2 separate regions of the Mus musculus genome follow, and region 1 is linked to region 2. A link is a contact called in ENCODE Hi-C or POLR2A ChIA-PET data. All regions are on one chromosome and are shown on one strand. Each heading gives the region's core, a stretch centred on a gene start or an enhancer-like site at or near the end of the contact. The rest is flanking DNA. Distances are from core to core; before and after follow the strand shown. Region 1 has its middle 34 kb from the start of Zfp362. Region 2 holds the start of Zfp362 (zinc finger protein 362).

Region 1 (5,271 bases), core at 1,023-3,522, 34 kb after region 2:
TGGGCCAAGGATGCTAGACAAATGATCTATCACTGAGCTATGCCTCCAGCCTTCTTCAACGTTTTTTTTAAATAACAGATTATTCTAGAAAAGTCTGAACTGGGACCAAAACCATCACAGCATTTCACGTTTCATAAAAAACAAACGCTGTTTTATGGACTCACACTGTACATCTATCTCTGTGTGTGTCTTATGTCTTGACTCATGCTGTGCACTGTTTTTCTTCCTGAGGGCGGAAGTCTCTGCCTAATTCACTGATGCCAATGATGCTAGGAAGGAGGGGTTATTCTTAACCCTGTCCTATAGATCAGGAAGCAGCAGCAGCAGCAAGAGGTGACCTCACTTGCTGGGTTAAAGCAGAAAGGGTCCCAGTCAGAGTGTGCAGCCCCAGTCTGCCTGCTGACCCTCCCTGTGGTATCTGGCAGAAGGTTTCACTCATACATCAATGGCTCTCCGGCTTTAAGCTTCTTCGAGTCAGATCTCTGTGTTGTCACACCCTAGCATCCTGAATTATTGAGTGAGAAAGGAGAGTCTGGACAGAGCTGATGAAGATTCTTGGCTTACCCAAATTCCAGTTCGGCTCCTGATGCCCCTCCTGGGCCTGTCTGTACATTTCCTTGTAGATCCAGTTTCACAAGTACCCAAGCTTAGTCTGGTTGGCGAGAGTTTCCATCCTGGAGATCTGATCACCCTTGATAGCCTCCTACCAGTCGCCCATTCTGCCTTCCCTCTCAGCTGATGTCTGACCATCCTGGCCTGCCTCCAGCAAGAAGCCAGTTAGTTCGGTTTAAGCTCCAGCTTCCCCTGATGTTTTTTTCCTCTTAATCATGTTCTCCCCACTGACTCTGCCCGTTCCTTATCTATAAATCCCCTCTTGTTCCCACTGTATTTGCATGAGTCTACCCTCTTCCCCATTGCAATCCCACCATAATGGTTCTATCCTCTGTGATGGCCCTGAAGGAAGTCTGTTTCCTGTGTTTTAGCGAGTAGAGTACCACTGATTAAAAAAAAAAAAAAGCAAAGTACAGGAGGCAGGTCTCAGGCTAGGCTCAGCCTAGTAGAGCTTGGTGGAGACCTTCCAAAGGATACCTGGGTCTCTGTTACCTCAGAAAATGCCAGAGTAAAGAGCCAGCCCTGTCTTTAGCCCAGCAGGTATAAAGACTTCGGAGTGTTGGGCAGAGTCAGGAGAGGACGGCCAGCTGAGGTGCAGGATGGGGGATGATCGTTGTTGTGGTTTATAGAAAGGGAAGGAGAGAGGGGATGTGTTTGGTGGAGGTACAGTAAGGTGTGGGGGAAGGGTGTGCCTCTGCGGGCGTGCTAAGGCATCCCTGCCCCTGAGGGACCAGCATAAAATAGTGTTTATTCAGGGCATGGGAGGGGGGTTGAGAGAAAGGCGGAGAGAGAGAGGGGGAGAGAGAGAAGAGAAGTAGAGGCTGGCCATGAGCATGTGGAGGGGGGGGAAGGAAATGGGGGGCGGAGAGGGTAAGAGAGCAAGAGAGAGAGGAGGGGGCAAGCAGCCGCTTTTATAGTGAGTCAGGCACACCTACAGCCAGGTAACTGTGGGGCGGAACCTAGACTAACAATTGTCACCTTGACTGAATCTAGAATCAGCTAAAAGACATGCCTCTGGGCCGTGTGAGAGGTCAGTTGCAGGAAGGCTTGCCTAGGGGGAAGAGGATCCTCTCTCAAAGAGGATTTTCCCTTCAAGGGTGGCTCAGTGTGAAGAAGTCTGAGGGGTGAAGGGGCCACTTTCTGCCTTCTGCTCCTTGTTGGCGTGAGCAGCTGCTCTGTTTGCGGGCTTTTCCGGTTTTCCCAGGTAGCCTGAAGACCAGGGCTTCTCTGGAATCTTCCAGGCTTTCAGCACTACCTCAAGACTGCTAAAGCATCCAGCTTCCTGGACCAAGGGAGCCATGGTGTCCTCGACCTCTCCAGAACGCCCATATCTGTATTGTTTGACTGCTTAGCCTGTGCCATGTAACCAACCTATCAAACCCTTCCAGAGAACTCTCCTACTGACAAGAAGTCAGGCGTGAAGACACCATTTGGTCTCAATGGCCAGTCAGAGTATAAATGAGTATTAGCCACAAAGAAATAATGAATGGTTTTAGAAGTGTAAAGAAGACAGTGTCCTAAGGTCCACACAGATGTTTCTAGAACTCAACAGCACAGGAGGGAAAACCATGATTAAGAATCTCAACCCTGTGACTCAGGACTGGGGCAAAAAGATTGAGGAAACACAACATTTGACGTCAGCAGAGGCCTCTGCTGTTCCCAGGGCTGCACAGCAGGCCCTGTGCAGAGCAGGAAGCCAAGAGCTACTCAGAGGGCAAGCAGCTGTAAGGCCTCCTCTGGGAAGACACCCTTTGATCTCCCCAACAGCCAGGGGGTCTGGCTTCCTGCATCCCAGAACGCCTTCTCCAGGAGAGATTGCTGAGGTCACGGAGTCTGACCCCACTGAACAGACAGGGCTCGAGGAATCATGAGAGATCCAGTCAAGGTCACGCAGGGAGCCAGCACGGACAAGTTAGGACCAGGATCCAACCCCCAACACCACCACCGTTCCTTCTGTTTTTGCTCTTTCAGCAGGAAGCCTGCAGGGAAGGCTAGTTCTCTGCTGTGGAGGGGGTCCACTTCCTGCCAAAGCCAAGCGAGTTCAAAGGCCCCTGGATGGTCTGGGATCTGGACCGTCCAAGCAGGAGACAGGGATCCTTTAAGTCACAAAGACTTCTTTATTCTTTGAGATTTTAAGTGGACCGAAGCCAATTCCCTAACATTCTTCCTTCTGATGTGGCCCTTGGCAAAAAATTACGCTGCGCATATACCGGGCTTGGTGCCAGGCGCATCCTTCACAGACACAATCTTTCGGGGGTGGGGGGTGGGGGTGGGGTATTGTTTCATGGTTTCCCAGATGAGGAAGTGGAAGTTCAGGAGGGTGAAGACAGTTGCTCCAGGTCACACAGCTAGAAGCTGAGCCTAAGCGTGTCAGGTTGCAGAGCCTTAACAGAGCTGGCCTTTGGGTCACTTCAGGGCCATAGGGAGCTGAGTTCCAGCAACCTGTCTTCTGAGGCAACAGTCAGACAGTAGATGCCTGCCAAAAGCCAACAGCTTTGAGTGTAGAGATAGAGATGACAAGGGGTAGAACTGACAGAGTCCCGACTGTGTGTCTGTCAGCCATTCTGCTAAGCATGCTGATGTGTATGAACACTTATATAGCCGTCACAATTGCACATGTCGGGGTGTTCAATATCTCTTTGTATATAGGCAGTAAGAGCAGAGATGCAGGCAGTCTAGTGGTTGGTCAGACGTCAAACATGGAGGCTCTCCATCGCCTGTAGCGGGAGCTTCACCTCCACCTCACACCACCCTTGAAATGAGAAACCAGAACTCAGAGACACAGGTAAGTAGATAAACACCATGGAACCTGTAGGCTCCCTCCCACCTCTCGGGAGACTGTGAGCAGCAAGGAACCGAAGAGCCCCACCCCCACCCCACCCCACCCCAGCCACCTTGGTTTGAGCTGTAAGGAATTCGTGAAATTGCAGGGAGAAATTTGGTGACTTGATCTTCTCAGGAGCCAGCCTCCCTCACGCACTGATAACATTTCCTTATGATCAGAGCGTGAATGGAGCAGTGTCTGCCTTTGTCTGCAGATGTGACCACTGTTCAATGAAGAAGGAGTTTTCTTTTGTTGTGTCTTGGCAGGAGGACATCCTTGACTGAAAGTCTCCCCTTGCATCTCATTGGCCATGACGAGGTCACATGCTTCTCACGACAGGAGGAATAGAAACACCGGCCAATCATGACTGTCAGATCGTAGCCTGCCCTCGGAGTGTTTAGCTTTCTGGGAACAGGACCAAAATCCCATGCCTTCGCTAAGGAGCTATCCTACACTGTGCAGATAACAAACAACATGCTCAGAGAACTAGAAAAATAATCAAGATGTCCAGCCAGCCTACAATGTCAAAGGAATTAAATCTGCGTATTACACAGACTTCTGCACTGATGTGTTTATTACAACACTATTTACAACAGCCAAGATGGTAAATTAGCCAAGGTATCCGTGGATGGATAACTGGGTGTACTGGCTAGTTTTATGTCAACTTGACCCAAGCTAGAAAAAAAAAAAAAAAGCTTCCAAAAGATCAAACTGTAAACAAGCCAGTAGTAAGGCATTTCCTTAATTAGTGATTGATAGGGGAGGACGCTCAGAGTCATGGGTGGTGGTCCTGAGTCCTATAAGAAAGCAGGCTGAGAGAGCCATGTGGAGCAAGCCAGTGAGCAGCAGCCCTCCCCTGGCCTTTGCATCAGCTCCTGTCTCCAGGTGCTTGCCCAGTTTGAATTCTGGTCCTGACTTCCTCCAATGATGAACAGTGATATGGAAGTCTAAGCTAAATAAACTTTTGTTATCAACTTGCTTTTGGTCATAGGGTTTCAAAACAGCAATAGAAACCCTAACTAAAACAGTAAGGAAAGAAAATAGAATATGTATCATGGAATATTACTCAGCCATAAAAAGAAGGAAATTCTGTCTTCTGCAGACCATGGATGGAACTGAAAGATGCTGTGTGAAGTGAAGTAAGTCAGACTCAGAAAGGCAAACACCATGTGTCTCCATCGATGTGTGAGAAGTAAAAAAGTTGATTTCCCAGGAGTGGAGACTAGAATATGATGATCAGGACTCACAAGAGTGGTGGAGAGGGTCCAGGCAAGCAAGCACTGTGACCTGGACACAGGTTCTCACTTGCCCACGGGCTCCTTATGTGCCCTTGACCGAGGCCTGGCTCTCTCAGGATTCCACTGGCCTCATTTGTCCAATGGGGCCAAGCTCCATAGCCTGACAATAGGTACAATACAGCAGTGGGCACAGCATGGTGGTGGGGACAGTATGGCAGTGGCAGCGTGTCCCCAGTGCATCCTGGATTCAGCTCAGGGACTGTCACTCACTCACTCAGTTGACATGTATTGGCAGGACAGCCATTTGTGGTGGATACTCAGAGAAGATGGAAACCCAGCATGCAGCTGGCCACGATGAGCCCGCCCTCCAGCTAGGGAGACTTGGAAACAGCCACACGGGTGATGATGACCACGGTGAACTGGGACTGTGGTGCTCTGGAGCTATGAGAGGAAGTTTCAGAGGGGGCTACAGAGATGCCTCTGTCAGTGAAGGGGTTGCATTGACAGGATGAGAACCTGAGTAAAGAGCTCCAGTGTCGGCTTAAAAGGCCGTGTGCAGAGGCAAGTACCTCGCATCCCACCACTGAGGAAACGGGG
Region 2 (4,834 bases), core at 855-3,354:
CTGAAATGTGATGATAATGGGGTCCAGGGGGAAAGGAAGGGGGCCACACTGTCTATTCCTGTTCAGTTTTGTCTGAAGCAAACCATGCTGGGGGTGAGAGCGCTCCAAAACAGAGAACCCAAACGTGGGTTCCAGTCTCAGCTCTCCTCTACTGGGCAGAGTAGTGACTCTTGGGCCTCAGTTTCTCCATCTAAAACCTTGTTGGTTCAGAACCGGGTGACCCAGGCATGCCTAGCTCTGCAGCTCAACGCTCTCAGGCCTTGTTCCCACTGGCTGCCCTTGGGGAGCTCACATTGGCCTGGTGAAGCCAGGACACCGCTCTGAAAGGAGACTTTTCCCTCCAGGAAATGGGGGGAGGGCCCTAGATAAGCACAAAGGCTCAGAGCATCCTCCTAGGACAGAGTCTCCCCCAAAAGGGGAAAAGACCACATTCAGATTTTATGGGCCTGGCCTCATACCACTCTGCTGCCTGTACAGTCACCAGCCAGTCCAGTCAGCCACTTCAGAAACTCAACTGATGTCCAATCAGGAGACTTCAAAGTGGCAGGCCGGGTGGCAGAAAGGAGTTAACACAAGCAGAGGACAGGCCCAGAACACAAGGGCCAGGCAGTCAGCTACTCCTATGTATATCGGGACCCACAGGAGCTGCAGGCCTGTACCCAGCTAAAAACCCACCACTAAGGACATTCATCAACAGAGGCCATCTCTGGAGGCTAAGAAGACCACCCATACCTGAAGGGGGTTCTTCCACTGCAATCAACCAGACTTGCCCCAAGAGGGGGCTACCAAAACTTCCTGTCCACCAAGGGGGCTCTGGCCACCCATGAAGGGGCAAGCCTCCCTCCATCTCCAACACACACACAGCTCCTAAAGGATCCACACTGCTGGAGGACAGGGTGGCAAGAAGGGTCATGTCCTCATGACAGGGATCTTAGCTCCAAACCCTGGGCCCACTTTATGCCCCTAGAGCCAGCCAACTCCCCCAAATCTGGGGCTACAATATAGTTCCTTACAATACCACTTTGATACAGAGCCTCGTCCAAACGACTCCTCCCAAAACCTCTCACCTCAGCCCTACACACACACACACACACACACACACACACACACACACACACACGACATCCCCACCCACGCAGTTCTGGGGAAACCGGCAGTTAACTTTTCCCAAAAACCCTGCAAAGGCGACTAGCTAGGTGGGAAGAAACAGAGAAATGGGCCCCCATATCCTTTCGCGGCATCTCAGGGCCCTCAGGGGAAGAAAAAAAAAATCTTAAAAAAAAAAAAAAGCAAGAAAGAAAAGAAAACTTTCAGAGTTAACTTTAAATTCCCAGCCCCCTCCCCCCAAATCACCCGGCAGCTTCTCTCCCCCTTATTTTTTCCTTTAAAGTGTAATTGTATTGTGTCTCACCTCCCCGAAAGGCTCCCGGCTCTCTCCAAAGAAAAGGAAAAAAGCCAACCCTTCGGGTGCCCCCTCTGCTTCCAGCCGCCTCTCCCACATTCTCAGACAGTTTTATTAAAATCTTCAGACAAAAGAAAAACAAAAATGGCAGCCTGGCTTATTTTTAAAACAGGACAGGGACGCCATATTCTGCAGATCTGCAAAAAAACGGAGAAATCCGGCACTGGCCGCTCCACCGGGCCGGCTGCAAAGTGCGCGAACCGCGCCGTTTGCAATCCGTTTATTTGCATTAAGCCCCATGAATCATTGTTTACCGGAGAATTGCAGCAGGTTTGAATAGCCCGGCTTAGGAAAACACACACGCACACACTCGGAGACGAACCCCAGACACGCCGCGGGAGACGCTGCCTACCCCGCGCGCGCAGCCGCCGCAGCCACGGCCGCCCCGGGGCCCGGCCCGAGGCACCGGCGACCCCCGGGCCCACGCAGCGCGGCCGCCCCGCGCTGACAGCGCTCGCGCCCGCCCGGCCCCCGCCCCGCAACTCGGCGCAACTTTCCCGCGGGCGGGCCCGCTCCCCCGCGCGCCCCGGGCCCGCACGGACCTGGCAGTGCTGGCGGCGCTCCGGGACGCGGCCGCAGCCCCGAGCCCGGCGGCCCGAGTAGGGCCGGGCTGGGGGCTCCCGGCTTCGGCGGTGGCGGCGGTGGCGGCGGCGCGCGGCTGGGGCTCGGTGCGGAGCGGCGCGCAAACCTTCCGGGTCGCCTGCTGTTCACTTCTGGGTTCTGCAGGCGCCGCGGCGGCGGAGGCCGGCTGTGCAGCCGCGCGGCCCCGGCGCGCTGGGCCCCGCGAGCGAGCCGCGTCCGGCCCCCCGCCTCTCGGCTGCGCAGCCCGCCCGGCCCCGGGGCTCCGGCGAGTGGGCAGCGCCCGGCGCTGGCGACGGCGAGGGGAGGGGGCCGGCGGGGCGGGGACGGGCCGCGCGCTGGGGGCCCCCGCTCGGCCCCGGGGCCTCGTCTCGCGCTCGCCGCCGCCGCCGCCAAGGAAAGTTGCGCGGCGCCCCCTGCCCGCGCCGCGCCGCGCCGGAGGCTGAGCCACAAAGGAACTCCGCGCCCCCCTCCGCCCGCCCGAGCCGCGCGGGGAGGGCACCGGCGCCCGGCCCTAGGACAGCCCCTTCCCCAGCACGGGGGCTCCCGGGGCCCGGGCGGCCGCGGCCATTGTCCCGCCCAGACTCCGCTCCCGGGTGGCGGTGGCCTGGGGACCCGGGACTGGCTGGTCACGCTGCTCTCGGGAGGGGTGGGGGTGTCCCTCCTTGGGAAATCGCAAGCTGGTGCAGACCCCCACGGTGCTCCCCCCCCCCCCCACACACACACCCGGTGACAAACGGCCAGGCTCAAGATCCCTGCTAAGATTTTGGTTATTTATTTCTGAAGAAAGGACGTGGGGGCGGGGTGGGGTGCAGAAGTTTGCACAAGCCAGGACACCGCTTCCCAACCCTAGGCCTGAGTCTCAGCGGTGGGGCGACCAGGAGCTGACAGCACTTCTAGAAAGTCTATCAGAGGTGGCACCGCCTGTCCCCCCAGCTCCAGACCTCAGAGCCATCTGCGCGACTCCTCCTCCCGCCTCACCCTCCCCAGCCAATCAGTCACCAAGTCCTCTTGATTCGGCCTCGCGGGCTGTGTCAACTTCTAAACTTCACTTCTACCTGAGGAGGCAGGCATTCCCGATTCCGAACCCGCTTAGATTTCTGTGGCACACTCTGCTGTCCACCTGCAGGCCTAGAGGATCAGGGCTGCCTCTGCCGTCCTAAGCATCCCAGAGAAGGAAGGACACAAAAAACCATCCTGCTTTCTGGGAAGTATAAGTTCATAGGCACGTGCGCTAGTTGGCTGGGAACACAGTTCTAAAAAGTGTGGACAAAGTCGCTGTCCTCGTGAGGATTCCAGTTTAGCACAGGATGTCACACATTGGGGAAGCTGGAGGGTGGGACCCACGGAGGTCGTTGGTTCCTTCTCAAAGCATCAAGCACACAATTCCGGGCATAGGGCAGAGGCACAATAAGCAAGCGGCAAAAATTAACTGGAATGATATGGTATTGACAACACAGAGAAGGCTACTCTCCTAGAGAGATAGGGGCTGTTTTCAGAACATGGCTCTGGGATGAGCCTGGAGAAGAGAGGAACACCTTTGTTCTGAAAACAAAAAGACTAGCCCAGAGTTGAGAAGGTTCTGTGAGGAAAAACACTGGCCAGCAATGGGAATGAAGCGAGAAATCACCCGTGTAGAAGAATCAAGAATCGAGGTGTGGGATGTGGGGCATGGGTTTTAGAGTGACTTCCTTCCAAATGCACAGTCAGAAAAGGAAGAAGAAAACAAATGAAGGGCACATCAGCAGCCATGAATCATGCTGACGGTGTGCACATTTGACGAGATGAAAAGCAAACCTTCCGGGGCTGGAGGCATGACTCTGCAGTTAGAATGCACTGGGCCTGAGGACCTGAGTTTGGTTTCTACCACCCAAGTCCTGTGGCTCACAACAGCCTGTAACTTTAGCTCCGGGGGATCCGATGCCCTCTTCTGGACTCCTGCAGAACCTTCTCTCATATATGCACAGACCCCCTCCCCTAGCATAATTAAAAACAATAAACATTCTTAACAAAAAAAAAAAAAAAAACCTTTAGGGGCTGGAGAGCTGGAGGGCTTGGTCAGCATTCATGGTTCTACAGTTTAGATTCCAGCATCCATGTTAAAGAGCCCATCATTGCCTGTAACTCCACCTCCAGGAGATCAGACACTCCCTTCTTGCCAGTCAGGGTCTCATCCAAAAGCCTCCATGGTGCAATGAAGGTGAAGGCCCCCCAGCGAGGTGGGATCCCGAGGCCCCTCCAGTCCAGTGAGGGGTCACCACTGGCCAGTCTCGCCCAACATGCTGGGGGTGGGGGTGGGGGTGGAGCATGAACGCACATGTTAGGACTCAAAAGATGCCTGGGCAGGGCAGAAGCCAGAGAAACTCTGGTGAAGGTGCAACCTCAGTTGCAATTGATGGCCCAGGACTGAAGGGCTCATGTAAAGGATTTGAGACTTGGCACCATGAAGAAAGCCTATGAGAGGGTATTGATGAAGCCTAGCTGCAGCAGAAGACCCCAGTGTATTGGAGATGCCAGTACCGTGGTATGATCACCAAGAACAGCAAAGGCAGTGGAATGGATCAACCTGAGCTTAGAGTGCTACAGAGTGCAGAGCTGGAAAAATGACCCTAGCTCTTTGGTGGAGCCCAGAAGATCATGTGTGGATCCCAGACATTGAAACAAGAAGCTGTGAAGCTGAAGTTGCCTTGGAGAACCCAAGCTATCTGAGATGCCAGAGTCATAGGATATCTGATGAGGAATGCTGCTAACAGAGAGTGTAGCCAGCCCAGGAAAAGAAGTTTGTTGCAGTCA

What was found. Hi-C counts contacts between places; a loop is a spot of excess contacts on that map. ChIA-PET counts read pairs that join two places held with the same protein, here RNA polymerase II (POLR2A).
Region 1: a loop to region 2 is called in a map of heart, with 2.6 times the contacts of the local background. The contact joins the enhancer-like site here to the promoter of Zfp362 in region 2. A Hi-C loop is called at or near these places in 1 of 37 maps with a recorded cell type or tissue (heart). POLR2A ChIA-PET finds 5 or more read pairs at or near these places in 1 of 5 experiments (Patski).

Annotation. Positions count from the first base shown.
Region 1 is chr4:128,837,684-128,842,954 of GRCm38, forward strand. No RefSeq gene overlaps it. Among named protein-coding and RNA genes, the nearest start is that of Zfp362, 34 kb to the left of the region's middle. Within about 2 kb of position 2,273, at least 1 of the 3 ENCODE cell types and tissues checked has a DNase peak (open chromatin) inside an H3K27ac peak, as active enhancers do; it is heart, where a contact is called at or near this core.
Region 2 is chr4:128,804,008-128,808,841 of GRCm38, forward strand. Zfp362 (zinc finger protein 362) reads right to left here and starts at 2,105. Exons shown (of 9, transcript NM_001081098.1): 1 at 2,005-2,105.